Linked DNA regions of Homo sapiens: region 2 is linked to region 1. Evidence: chromatin contacts called from ENCODE Hi-C data. All regions are on one chromosome and are shown on one strand. Each heading gives the region's core, a stretch centred on a gene start or an enhancer-like site at or near the end of the contact. The rest is flanking DNA. Distances are from core to core; before and after follow the strand shown. Region 1 holds the start of OR5AR1 (olfactory receptor family 5 subfamily AR member 1). Region 2 holds the start of OR9G4 (olfactory receptor family 9 subfamily G member 4).

Region 1 (6,797 bases), core at 2,376-4,875:
TCAAAAGCTAAAAGCAAAATCACTAGCCAAATAATCAAATTCTTTACACAGTAGTTTTTTTTCTTTGTTGTTGCTTTTTATATTCACCTTGCTTTATGGATGACTCGATATATTTTATATTTGATTAATATGTAAAGTAGGAATAGAAATATATAGTTTAACAAATTTCCTTTTGAACATTTTATTAAAAGTAAAAGTAACATTTAAAATTCTCTCAGACATTATCAAATAAACAAGCATGTTTAGCAGTTAACTATTTATAATTCAGAAACATATTGTATTAGTTTTAAAAAAACACAAAATATCTAAATGTATATTCAATTAAAACATTTATTTTTTGATTCACAATATTATTAGCCCATCTTACCCAAGAGGTAATGATGAAATTCATTCTAAAAATGAATGAATTGAAAATGCAGAAAACATTGCGAAACCCTTCTCATAAGGGCGCTTAGCTTTTATAAATATATAAAACAAGTGGAAGTAAATATTTGCTTTTTAGCAATTCATTATTTAACGCAATGATCTCCAATTCCATCCATGTTTTTGCAAATGACTGGATCTCATTCTTTTTTTTTTTATGGCTGAATAGTAAACAGAAAAGAATGAATAAGACCTATTATTTAATAGCACAATAGGGTGACCGTAGTCAATAATAACTTAATTGTGTATTTTGAAATAACTTAAAGAATGTAATTTGATTATTTGTAACTCAAAGGATAAATACTTGAGGGGATGGATACTCCATTCTTCATGACATGCTTATTTCACATTGCATGTCTGTATCAAAACATCTCATGTAAGCCATAAATATGTACACCTACTATGTACCCACAAAAATTAAAAATAAATAAAAAATAATAACTTAAAATAAATAAAATGAGGATAATGTCTACTTCAAATGATCATTATATGAATTTAATAAGATTTAAAGTGGTTTGTTTATTGTGTGAGTACAGGAAATGAGAAAAGTTAGCCCTGTAGCCACAAGGTCACTGATTAGAGACTTAGCAATGGGATTCCAAGATTCCTGATTCTAAGGCAATTGCTCTTTCAGTTATAACATACCCTTGGTTTGTAGTTAATGGGATAGGAAAGCCCTTTTTTTTCTTACATTTCACAGAGCATACATGATTTTCACAATGGTGAAAAAAAGAAACTGAAGGCTAGAGCTGGACTGTTTCTGAACTGTCAACTCTGTATCTGTGCATTAGCTGCAGGTGGTTCTTTCCCCAAAATGAGTTATGATGTGACTAATTTTAAACTAGATCAATTACAACTTGTGTACAGATAAACCCCAGTAAATCCTAGGTTTTTTATCTTAAAAACTCTTCAGTGCCTTTCATGATGAATATGGCAGCTCTATACTTTAAGGCAACCATTGTGTTTCCCTGACTTTTAACTATGTTACACTGGAGGAAGGGTTGAAATAGAAAGATGATTGATTACAAGTATTCAAAACTGTTATTGTGACAGAATTTCAGCACATCTGGGAAAATGTTAGCTTATCCAAGATCTCAATCTGCTGCTGATACCTGACATTCTTGTTTTCAATTGAATATTTTGTAGCCTTTAGAACATGTGAATAAAAATTATATAATTTTTTCTTGTTAGTCATTCCTACATCAGGATTAATGAGACTGTTCTTTGAAAAGGGCCTGCTGATGCTGGTGAAGGGCATGGAGACCCATGGCATCCCAGGGAAAGCTAGGGTCTAATTAAGATACAAGACAGTACTAATTTTAGATGGGAGCAGGTAAGCTAACCTTGTAGACATAACAATCTTGCTAAAATCAGCCTTAGAGATTGCATCCAGCTTTATCTTTCTTAGAGCCCCAGAATTATTGGATTTCCTCTGAGGGCCAAGAAGATGTCAATATATACAGTTGACAAAACTATGATGCCTACTCCTTTTTAACATTAGGTAGAGAAGGTCAAAGAAATCCTGTGGTTATTAGTTGAACCCACCCACTTGACCCACTAAAGGGAAAGCTGAGGACAGAAAAAGAAGACGATTTTATTCCCTGATTATAGCTAGTCACCAGCAGAACTTAAATATCTGGCTCTTATCCTTGGACTTCGCATAGTCACTGATTTGTTACCAGTGACAGCAGATTCAGAGAGACAATACAGTCACTGGAAGCACAGCAAACTCCTTGTTGGCAAAAAGCCTTGTGTTTATATCCTCTAGAACCTGGCACATACATAACACTTAAAATTTTTTGCTAAATATATGAATGGATAGAACTCAGACTGAGTTACATTGTCCCTCACACCAGCCTCATTCTCCATGTTTTTAACTACATTTTCTCTGACTTCTTTTGAGAGTAAAAAAAATTTCAACATTTGGACCTGGCATTCCTCATGACCCCAGGGGAAAAAAAATTGTTCAGAGTTATTGACTATTTCTTTCTCTTACTGAGTCCTGTCCCAGTTTCTAATTAATATGTGAACCAACTTTAAATAAGAAATGAATGTATTTTGCCCAGTATGTCTTTCAAATATACTAATTTAGTTTATATTTCTTTCAGATTGCAGAGTTAAGGATTAGAGCCCACCCTTCAGAATTTAATATTCACTTAGCAAGGAGATGGTAACTTGGGTAGTGTTTATCGAAAAGTTATTTGCATTTTCTATGCCCTTCTACTACTGTCATTTACCTATGACAGAAACAGATTTTCATTTTGTGTTATTATTGAGATTTTTTTCCAATTAGCTTTTTGAAAGCAGCTTTCACATCCTTGTTCCGCAAACTGTAGATCAAGGGATTTAACATGGGGATGATAACCGTGTAGAACACAGAGGCCCACTTGTCTTGGTCCAGGGAGTAGCTGGATGTTGGCCTCAGGTACATAAACATGACTGTGCCATAGAAGAGGGTGATGCCAGTAAGGTGAGACCCGCAGGTGGAGAAAGCCTTAAGGCGGCCTTCAGCTGAACGCATTCTGATGATTGCAACAAGGATAAAGGTATAGGAGATGAAGATGATGAGGATGGTGCTGAATTCAATGAAGCCACACAGACTGAAGAGCAAGATCTCACTGATGTAGGTGTCTGAGCAAGAGAGGGCCAAGAGTGGTGGGATTTCGCAGAAGAAATGATTGATGATATTGGAACCACAGTAACTCAGGCTGAAGGTGAGGGTAGTGTGGGCTACTAAACTCACTAGACCAGCCAGGTAAGAGCCCAGCATGAGAGCCAAGCAGACCTGCTTGGACATGAAGGTGCTATAGTGGAGGGGTCGACAAATGGCCACAAAACGACCATAGGCCATGGCTGCCAGGACATAGCACTCAGCATCCACAAAACCTACAAAAAAAGCAAACTGGGTGGCACAGCTGGAGAAGGAGATAACTTTGTGATTTGTTAGGAAGTCAGCCAGCATCCTGGGGGCAATGGCTGAGGAGTAGCCCAGGTCAACAAAGGAGAGGTTGCAGAGGAAAAAATACATGGGTGTGTGAAGCTGAGTGTCTGTTGTAATCAGGATAATCATACCAATATTCCCCACTACATTAACCAGGTAAACTATGAGGAAGACCACGAAGAAGATGATCTCCATCTGAGGGTCCTGGGTGATGCCCATGAAGATAAACTCAGTCACCATTGAGCTGTTTTCTTTATCCATTGCTTCAAGTGTATGTGTGCCTGGATTTAGTTTTTTGATGGATGTAGTAAATTCCCTGTCACTGAAAATATTCAAACTAAAGACGAGCAATCATATGCCAGAGATATTGCAATATACATATATATATATATATTTATCTATTGTGTATATGTGTATACATATAGTTCTACAGTAAATGAAGGCTTTGTTTAGGATGATTCATAAAAATCTTTCCAGTAATTAGATTCTATGACCAATAGAATAACTCAAATGCTTTGTTAAAATGGTGATGTGTCCTCTCCATGTGCCCACTGACAGCATGAGGAGGTGTTAACTTCTTGGGAATGGCAAGTTCTGCTTCTTCAATGACCTTGGTGCTCCGGGGTCATTTATCACATGATACTAGATGTTTGACTCAGTCTGCACAATTGTGTGTCTTATTAATGAGTAAAGAAGAACAGTGTGGATATTTCTTCTTTCTAAAAGAAAGCAAATATAAATTCAGATAATGAATAAACTTTAATTTTCATTACAGGTAGACATAGATAGGAAAATAAGTGACACGAGGACCTCAAAGTATAACACATCACACATATACAGAAAGTGAAATACTTGGAACAGAAGATCAGACATATAAGAAAACACAGTAAATGATAATTTTTAAAAAGCCAGAGTTACTGAGTGGCACAAGAGAAATTAAAAAAGACATATTTCTGATTTAAAAAACTTGTATCCATAACATACAAAGACATTTTAATACCTAATAATAAGAAATCAGACAATCCAATAAGAATTGGTCAAAAATTTCAATAGATACTCACCAAAGGAGATCACTGAATCACAAATAATTGCGTAAAAATGCTCAAATATTCATTAGGGGAATACAAGTTAAAAACACAATAAAATAATGTTACACACTAATGATTAAAATTTTAAAAGACTGACTATACCAAGTGTTGACAAGGAAATGTAGTAATTGGAAATTTTATCGTTATTGGTAGAAATGTAAAGTAGTACAACCACTTTAGAAAACTGTTTCATAGTTTCTTATAAACTCAAAAATATGCATACCAACTCTATGATTCAGTCATTAAATAACCCTGCAAACAGCCTAACTGTACATAAGTGACAGGGTAAGTAAATTGGGGTATGTCCATAAAATGAAATGCTAATTAATGATTAAAAGAATCAGATTATTGACACATGCAATGTGTTAGATGAATCTCAAAATAATTAGACTGAGAGAAAACAGCCAGATAAAAAAGATAACTTTTATGATTTCATTTGTAAAAATCTAGAAAGTGTAAGATAATTAATATTGACAGGAGGCAGATCAATAGTCACCTGGATAGAGATATGTGTGAGGTGGAGCAGAGGGGAGGGAGTATCAAGAGGCATGAGGAAACTTTTGGGGGTAATGGATTTATTTACTATTTTGCAGGTGATAACGGTTTTGTGAGTGTATACATATATTAAGACATATCACATTTTATATTTCAAACATATTTAATTTGTTGCATGTCAGTTATACCTGAATAAAGCTGCTACAAAAAAAGAAGAGAATATTTGTCCCTACTGCAGTTCAGCTATTTCTCACTACATGTGAATGCAGACATCTCTTCATAGGTTAAATTGATGAGGAAATAAAAACCTAGGCTGAGGGGACTGACAAAGTCACTTGCTGATTCTGTGAGTTGCAGGATCAGCCATTGAATTTGGGACTACCAGTTCCCTATGTAGTGCTGTATTCATTGTATTCATTTTCCCCTTGTTTCTTCATGCAGGAATTTTAAAATAACCTACCAGGAAAAACGAAAAAAACAAACAACAACCACAAAAAAAACGAAAAATGATCTGATATTTTTCAGCATGTTCTTCAACTTTTAGCAAGAGAAAAAATAATCCTATTGTTGAAAAAGGACCTATCTAGCCAACCTTATACTTATACTTTATGTATGTATGTATGCATGTATTTATGTATTGTTAAGACGGAGTTTCGCTGTGTCTCCCAGGCTGAAGTGCAGTGGCACAATCTCAGCTCACCGCAGCAACCTCCGCCTCCTGCGTTCAAGCAATTCTCCTGCCTCAGCCTCCTGAGTAGCTGGGACTACAGGTGCTCGCCACCACGCCTGGCTAATTTTTCTATTTTTAGTAGAAATGGGGTTTCACCATGTAGGCCAGGCTGGTCTCGAACTCCTGACCTCAAGTGATCCAACTGCCTTGACCTCCCAAAGTGCTAGGATTACATGCATGAGCCACTATGCCTGGCCTATACTTATACTTTTATAGATGAGGAAACAGATTCAGACACTAATTAAAATGCAGATACCAGATTGCAATATTTAAAGGAGTAAGAGATAACCTTGTAAGAAGCACTAGGAATCAGGACTCTAATCCACAGCTGGGTATGTGCCAGTCAATCCATTTCATTTGATTGGAAAATGTAATTATCAGATAATTCCTTCCTCCCTTGTAGATTCGAGGCTCTGGTTAAATAAAGCAGTGTATGAGAAGGTGCTTCATCAGCCATAAAGCATCCTGCCTGTTCTCATTTATAGTGGACAGACAATTTCAGGTTTTACCATCTGCTACTCCTGATTTCCAGCACAATACTTAGCTTCTCGGAGTCATAATTTTTCATTTGTTCCTTGAGACTAATAATGCCTCCCTTAATAACTTTCTGTAAAAATTGATTAGAATATATAAAAAGGGCTGAATTTAGTGACATCATGTGTTAGGTGCTTAATGCAATTGTCAATTGTGTGCAAGTATAGATGTTTTAATTTATTAGATGAGCATGCACTCATAATTTCTAGAAAAAATGTTTCATGCTTATTCCTTAGAGAGAATGTATCACGAACTGCCTGAACTTTTAGGGAGACATAAATTTAATTCTGTAGTAATTCCATTAAATGATATTTAGAGACAAGGTTGTAATATTCAAAATTGAGCTTGACTAAGACAAAAGGAAAGAAAACCTCTACACTTTTCTTTTTGGTCCCATGTAGCCAACGTTCAGCCCATTAGACTCTTAAAGAAACGGTAGAATATTCAGCAAATAAGCATATTTCTTTGTTAATAATAAACTCAAATATTTAACAAAAGACCAGCACAAGTATTCTGTTATGGAAATAAAGGAAAAATGTACTTTAGATTTCTATGTATCACTTGCTTTTTCAAGTTCATATGAAAA
Region 2 (6,797 bases), core at 3,244-5,743, 85 kb before region 1:
CAAATATTATTTAATCCAATCCTCTTTGTTTATATGAATAACTTGTACTTTGACAATAAATGTAGCATTGATATTTGTTTAAATAAAAAATAGATTCTTAAAAGCCTAGTGAAAATAAATTGTCTTTCATCATATAAGTACAGTTCCAAGAAAACGCTTTTTATTTTTTATTTTTCTAGCTCAATGTTAAGTCCATGTCTTAGCAAAATAGCCAAGACTAGGTTGTTGTGTTTTCTTTTCCTAGAAATGGAGACTTGTAAAGCCTTGGCTCTTCTAGCAGAAATTTAACAGCTCTTGCCAACCCAGAACACTGGCAATCATAATGTCACCCTTCTTTGATTGTGGTAGGTGGTAGTAGGGGCCCTCTAAGTGACATTGTGTCCCTCATGACTGGCAACAGTCCTCTCCAGCTCCCACCTCTGAGGGAAAGAAGACTCTGGGGTTGTTTCCATAACTTTCTATTTAGTTTCCTATTACTGCCGTAACAAATAACCACAAACTTCCTGGCTTCAAACAACAAAAATCTGTTTTCTACAGTTCTGTAGTTCAGAAGTTTGAAGTCAGTACCACTGGGCCAAAATCAAGGTGTCGGCAGGGTCGTGCTCTGTCCAGATGTTCTAAAGGAGAATCCATTCCTTTTCTATTTCAGCTCCTTGTGGCTGCTGGCATGACTTGGCTTGTGGTTGCATTACTCCAACCTCTTCTCCCATGATCACACTCACTACCTCCTCCTTTTCTGAGTCAAGTCTCCCTCTGCCTCCCTCTTGTAAGGATATTTGTAATTACATTTTGTGCCCACCCTGATAATATCCCCATCTCAATTCTCTTAATAACATATGGAAAGACCCTTTCCCCATGTAAAGTAATATTCCCAGGTTCCTGGAATTAGAAAATGAGTATATTTGTGGGTCATTATTCCTTCTATCATACTTTCACAAACAATTCATTTTAGGTAGTTTCATTCTTTTTAAAAAAAACCTATTAATTCTGTAGGAAATTCAACCCAAATTATGAACACAATTTTCCAATGATTAATACTTTTATTTCATTTCCAGACACATTTTAGGGTCACGAAGGTAGCTGTGGTTTGAAAATACCATTTTGTAAGCACATCTGTTCTTTTTATTCAAATTACATACGTTCTACTTTATGCAAACTTGTATTCTTAGTTTTGTGAACAAAAATTTGAATGAAATACAATTATTTACTCCAAAGAAATTATAGAATAATGTACTTCCAATGATATTATAAAATGTGGTTAGCATAATAAGATTACTTTTTTTACTGTTTATCCTTTTAGAGTTCACAGAAGATTTGGGGTTACAGCAAGTGCTCTTTTTCATCTTTCTCATCATTTATGTCATCAGCCTCTCAGGCAACATCATTCTGAATTCTCTCATCTGTGCTGATTCTTGGCCCTACACACCCATGTATTTCTTCACTGGAAACCGGTTCCTTCTGGATCTCTGGTATTCCTCTGTCCACATCCCCGATATCCTGCTGACTTGCATTTCTGATGACAAAACCATCTCCTTTCCTGGCTGCCTTGCTCAGTTCTTCTCTGCTGTGTTGGCCTAAAATGAGTGCTATATGATGGCTTCCATGGCTTATGACCGCTACATGGCAATCTCCAAGCCCCTGCTTTATTCCCGGGCCACATTCCCAGAGTTATGTGCCAGTCTTGTTGAGGCTTCACACCTTGGCGGCTTTGTAAACTCAACCATCATCACCAGTGAGACACCTACCTTGAGCTTCTGTGGCAGCAATATCATTGATGATTTCTTCTGTGATCTGCCCCCACTTGTAAAGTTGGTGTGTGATGTGAAGGAGCGCTACCAGGCTGTGCTGCATTTTATGCTTGCCTCCAATCATCACTCCCACTGCACTTATTCTTGCGTCCATCTCTTCATCATTGCAGCCATCTCGAAGATCCGTTCCATTAAGGGCCGCCTCCAGGTCTTCTCCACTTGTGGGTCTCCCCTGACGGCTCTCACCTTGTACTATGGTGCAATCTTCTTTATTTACTCCCAACCAAGAACTAGCTATGCCTTAAAAATGGATAAATTGGGGTCAGTGTTCTATACTGTGGTGATTCCAATGCTAAACCCCTTGATCTATAGCTTAAGAAATAAGGATGTCAAAGATGCCTTGAAGAAAATGTTAGATAGACTTCAGTTTCTTAAAGAAAAATATTGGTAAACAATTTTTAACAGATTATCTCCACGTCATTGTTTTCAGCTTATATTCTCAGAAATAAATAAAAGATAAAATAATTTTATAACTTGGAAACGGAAGTCTGCATTTTTGTTTTTAAGTTGGAGCTAAGGTATTGGAATGTATTTTTTAAATAAATGAGGCTGGGGCATTTGCAAAAGCTACTATGCATGGTAGCTTGGAACGGAATCTATAAAATTGTTAAGGGGTCTGAGAATATTGAAAGAAAGCAGATTAAATTTTTTTTTCATTTGACATTTCATAAGTTGCCTACGTCTATAGCATTTTATACAATAAATGAGAATAATATAACTTGTTATGTAATCATTGTTAAGATTAAATAGATTAAGTGATTTACTTGAAATAATGAGGGTCATTGGTTTGAAAAAAGAATGCAAACCCAGAACTTACAAAAAATAACAATGAAAACAAAAAACAAAGGTATTTACCTCACTTGTTAGATGAGAGAGTGAGTTAGGAAGTCACACAAAAAGTATCTACTGCCCTATAGTAGATATGGGCTGGCCTGTAGTGAGCGCTACCTCCTGGCTGCCATGGGTTATGACTGCTATGAGGCAATCTCCAAGCCCCTGCTTTAATCCCAAGCCACGTCTACAGAGTTATGTGCCAGTCTTGTTGCAGCTTCTTGTTGCGACATCTACTGTATGAATTAGCTGTTTGTCTTGGTGTGCTCCCCTCGCTGCCCTACCCCGACAGGCCCCAGTGTGTGTTGTTCCCCTCCCTGTGTCCATGGATTCTCATTGTTCAGCTCCCACTTATAAGTGAGAACATGTGGTGTTTGGTTTTCTGTCCCTGCATTAGTTTGCTGAAGATAATGGCTTCCAGCTTCATCCGTGTCCCTGCAAAGGACATGATCTCATTCCTTTTTATGGCTGCATAGTATTCCCTGGTGTATATGTATACCTAGGTGATGGGTTGATAGGTGCAGCAAACAGCCATGGCACATGTTTACCTATATAACAAACCTGCACATCCTGCACATGTAGACCAGAATTTAAAATTAAAAAACAAAAATGAAAAGAAAAAAAAAAGAGTATCTACCATAAAGTTCTCCTAGAAACAAGTTTGTTTTTTTCGTTTCTGGCTCTCATTTTTTAGCTTGCATGATGCAAAGATGACAGATTTCCTTAGCAATAGACAAAATAGAGAATGAATATCAATACTTAGAACCACCATGCACTTTCAATAAAAGAGTATTTTCCTTAACAATGAAAGAATTAAGGACAGTAGTGCAGCAGTTGTATGAGACAGGCAGAAAGGGAGATGTAGGTAGGACATAGAAACAGATCGAGAAGTAGGACCAGAGAGAGATTTCAGAAAACTTTATATCCGAGGGAAGATTTAGAATGAAAATCTTTACCAGGAAAACAATGACTGATAACAATCAAGTATATATGAATTTTTGTATGTTTTTTTTAATGTTATGTTATAAATTAATTAAAAATTAGAGACAATTTCACCATGACATATCAAATTTCCTGGTTATAGTAGTCTTTTTACAAATAAAACATGAGGTTTTACCAAAATAGTGTTGGTAATTGAGTGTATCAGTTTGCAAGTGTTGCTATAACAAAATAGTGCAGCCTGGATGGCTTACAAAACAGAAATTTACTCTCCCACAGTTCTGAGGGCTAAAAGCCCAAGTTGAAGGTGCTGGCAGGATTGGTTTCTTGTGTATGTTCAACTTTCCTTTTTATAAAGACACCAGTCAGATTGGATTGAGCCTACTTTAACTGCCTCATTTTAACTTCATCACTTGTTTAAAGATCTCATCTTCAAATATAGTCAGATTCTAAGGTACAGTAAGTTAGGGCTTCAACAAATGGATTTCCAAAAGACACAATTCAGACCATTGTGCATGTGTGGGATAGGTAGTAGATTGCCGGTGGAGGAGACAAGAGCGAGTAGCCTGGACAGAGAAAAGAGCGTGTGACATGGAAAAAAAATATAGACCACATGATACTTTTTAGAAAAGTCTAATTAGTACAATTTGGAAAAATTCAATTATAAGACAGACCCAACATAACAGGATTATATTATGAGTTAGATCCATTAAGAGAGTCAACTTTTAATGAAATATTCCTCATTTCATCATTTTCTAATTTATTTAACATCCCCAAACTCCAGATGAACTCTAATTGAGTCTTTGGAGACAGAGGTACGTATTTCTGTGCTGGTGTGAGGGAGGTGTCTCAAAGGGCTGTTGAGGACATACATATATTGAGTGCAACAAAGGCACATTAAACACCAGAAGAGAGGGAAAAGTGTGACTTCCAAGAGCTGGCCTTCCAAACCAAGGGTAAGCACCTGGGATCAGGGGCAAATAGGAAGTCTGGCCTTTCTCTGACCTCAGCTGCAAATCAGAAGGGGGATACAGAATCTGGCACGGCTGTCAAACGATTTACTGCTGCACCACACATGCACACAGGTGCACGTGCAGACTCCCTAGTAAATCAAATTCCATTCAGTGATACATCCTGCTCTCACGTAGAATTTGAAACTCAGTCTTGTATCTATGCTGGGCCATCATATATTCACTCACACAGTGAAAAAATCAAGAGGACAAAAAAATGTGACTTGCTTTTTTGACCCCAGTGATTGTGCTACTCTAAACTACTAGTGTATGGCATTTTCACTTCTTGGTATTAATTTTGAGATGCCAGGAAGGCACATTCCTACCAAAGAGTTTTTCTTGCTCTAGTGAAGGGATCAGAGATCTGGGCTGCTGCAGGGGAAGATGCATCTTGATAGGCCATTTCTATAGAAGATTCTTTAGCATGATTGGCTCAGACATTTTCTGTGCCTTTTATTTCACATTCACAGATACTTGGTAACTTGTTTCAAATTAGGTCTCGGAAGTGAGACTTCTCTTTTATTTACTCTTCTTTCTTATTTTGATACAGTACACTGTGCTGGGAAAGTCCACTTGAGGATAGATCTTGTTCTGAATATTTTGAACCAGGTTAGAAATAGACTGTACTGGCTGGGCACGGTGGCCCAAGCCTGTAATCCCAGCACTTTGGGAGGCTGAGGAGGGCGGATCACGAGGTGAGGAGTTCAAGACCAGCCTGGCCAACATAGTGAAGCCCTGTCTTTACTAAAAATACAAAACATTAGCCAGGCATGGTGGTGGGTGTCTGTAATCCCAGCTACTTGGGAGGCTGAGGCAGGAGAATCACTTGAACCTGGGAGGCAGAGGTTGCTGTGAGTGGAGATTGTGCCACTGCAGTCCAGCCTGGGTGACAGTGTGAGACTCCGTCTCAAAGAAAAAAAAAAAGAAATAGAAAGTACTTTGCTAAACCAGCTTCAAGATATGAAGGTAATTAACCAATTACTCACTCTAGAAATATTTACTGAGTGCTAATTCATGACTAGGAACTGTTCTTTGTGCTGGAATACAGCAATAAACAAGACAGAGAAATATTTTGCTGTATAGATGTTGCATTCTGGTGAGAAGAAGCAGGCAATAGATTTAATAAACAGGAGTTAGAGGATGACAATAGATGAGGGGGATAACACAGTAGAATTGGAGTAGAGTAATAAGGGTGAAGATTGTCGGAAGGAAAGGGGCATGGAATTTAAAAGGGGCATGGAATTTAAAATGTCACATTCACCTTTGTCAGAATGTGACGTTTGAAAGGAACTTAAAGAAGATGAAGGAGTGAGCCATGAAAACATCTGGAGTATAGTGTTCCAGGCAGAGGGAACAGACAGTCATGCACCCTAGAACTTAAAGTATAATAATAATAATAATAATAATAATAATAATAAATCTTTGATGCTGGGACAGAGACGGCACATTTGAGAAAAAGTGAGAAAGCCATTGAGGCTAGGGCAGAAGGAAGGAGGAGGTCAGTGTGGTGAGTGTTAGGAGATAAGGTTCTTTAGGTAAGGGAGAGACAGATTACGGGTTTTAACTTGGAATAAATTGGGAGCCTTTACAGGGTTTTAAATACAGAAGCAACTTATTTATTTGTTTAATGGCCTACACTGGCTGTTGTATTGAAAATATACCATAGGGAACAAGGGTGTAGATGAGTTAGAAAGTGATGGCAATATTCTTGGCAGTAGATCATAGTGGTTTGAACAGAGTGGTAGCAGTGGAGGTGGGGAGAAGTGGTCAGATTCAGGATACATTTTGAAGGTAGGAAAATTGCAATTTTCTGAAATTTGGAAAAGTAGATAGGAAAGAAACAGGGTAGACTGATTCCAAATTTTTGACTTCAGATCCTGGAAGAGTAAAATCTTATTAACCAATATGGGGAATGAAAAAATCAATTTTTGGAACTGCAGATTAGGAATTCAACTTTAAACATGATTAGTTTTAATTACCTATTACTCCTCTCTTATTACAGCATATTAGCACCCGACCAAACTTAGTCATCTTCCATTAGTAGAATTTTTAAATCTGAAATAATAACCGGCAAACTAATAGATTTTTGGGAGTTTGTGAACCCATTAAAATTTTGCGTGTTTTTACATATGTACATATTCATATTTGAGAATTATCATTGCTGAGTTTATCAAGTTCTCAAAGAGCTTCATGAGTCAAAAAATTTGAG

Evidence for each region. Hi-C counts contacts between places; a loop is a spot of excess contacts on that map. Pooled maps may share reads with other maps.
Region 2: a map of A673 shows a loop between it and region 1 (2.8-fold over the local background). The contact joins the promoter of OR9G4 here to the promoter of OR5AR1 in region 1. A Hi-C loop is called at or near these places in 1 of 168 maps with a recorded cell type or tissue (A673) and 1 of 50 pooled maps.

Annotation. Positions count from the first base shown.
Region 1 is chr11:56,660,514-56,667,310 of GRCh38, reverse strand. It overlaps OR5AR1 (olfactory receptor family 5 subfamily AR member 1), which reads right to left and starts at 3,625. Exons shown (of 1, transcript NM_001004730.1): 1 at 2,693-3,625. The coding sequence starts at 3,625. The coding sequence ends at 2,693. RefSeq lists an enhancer at 6,600-6,797.
Region 2 is chr11:56,746,393-56,753,189 of GRCh38, reverse strand. It overlaps OR9G4 (olfactory receptor family 9 subfamily G member 4), which reads left to right and starts at 4,493. Exons shown (of 2, transcript NM_001005284.2): 1 at 4,493-4,534. It also overlaps the pseudogene OR9G2P.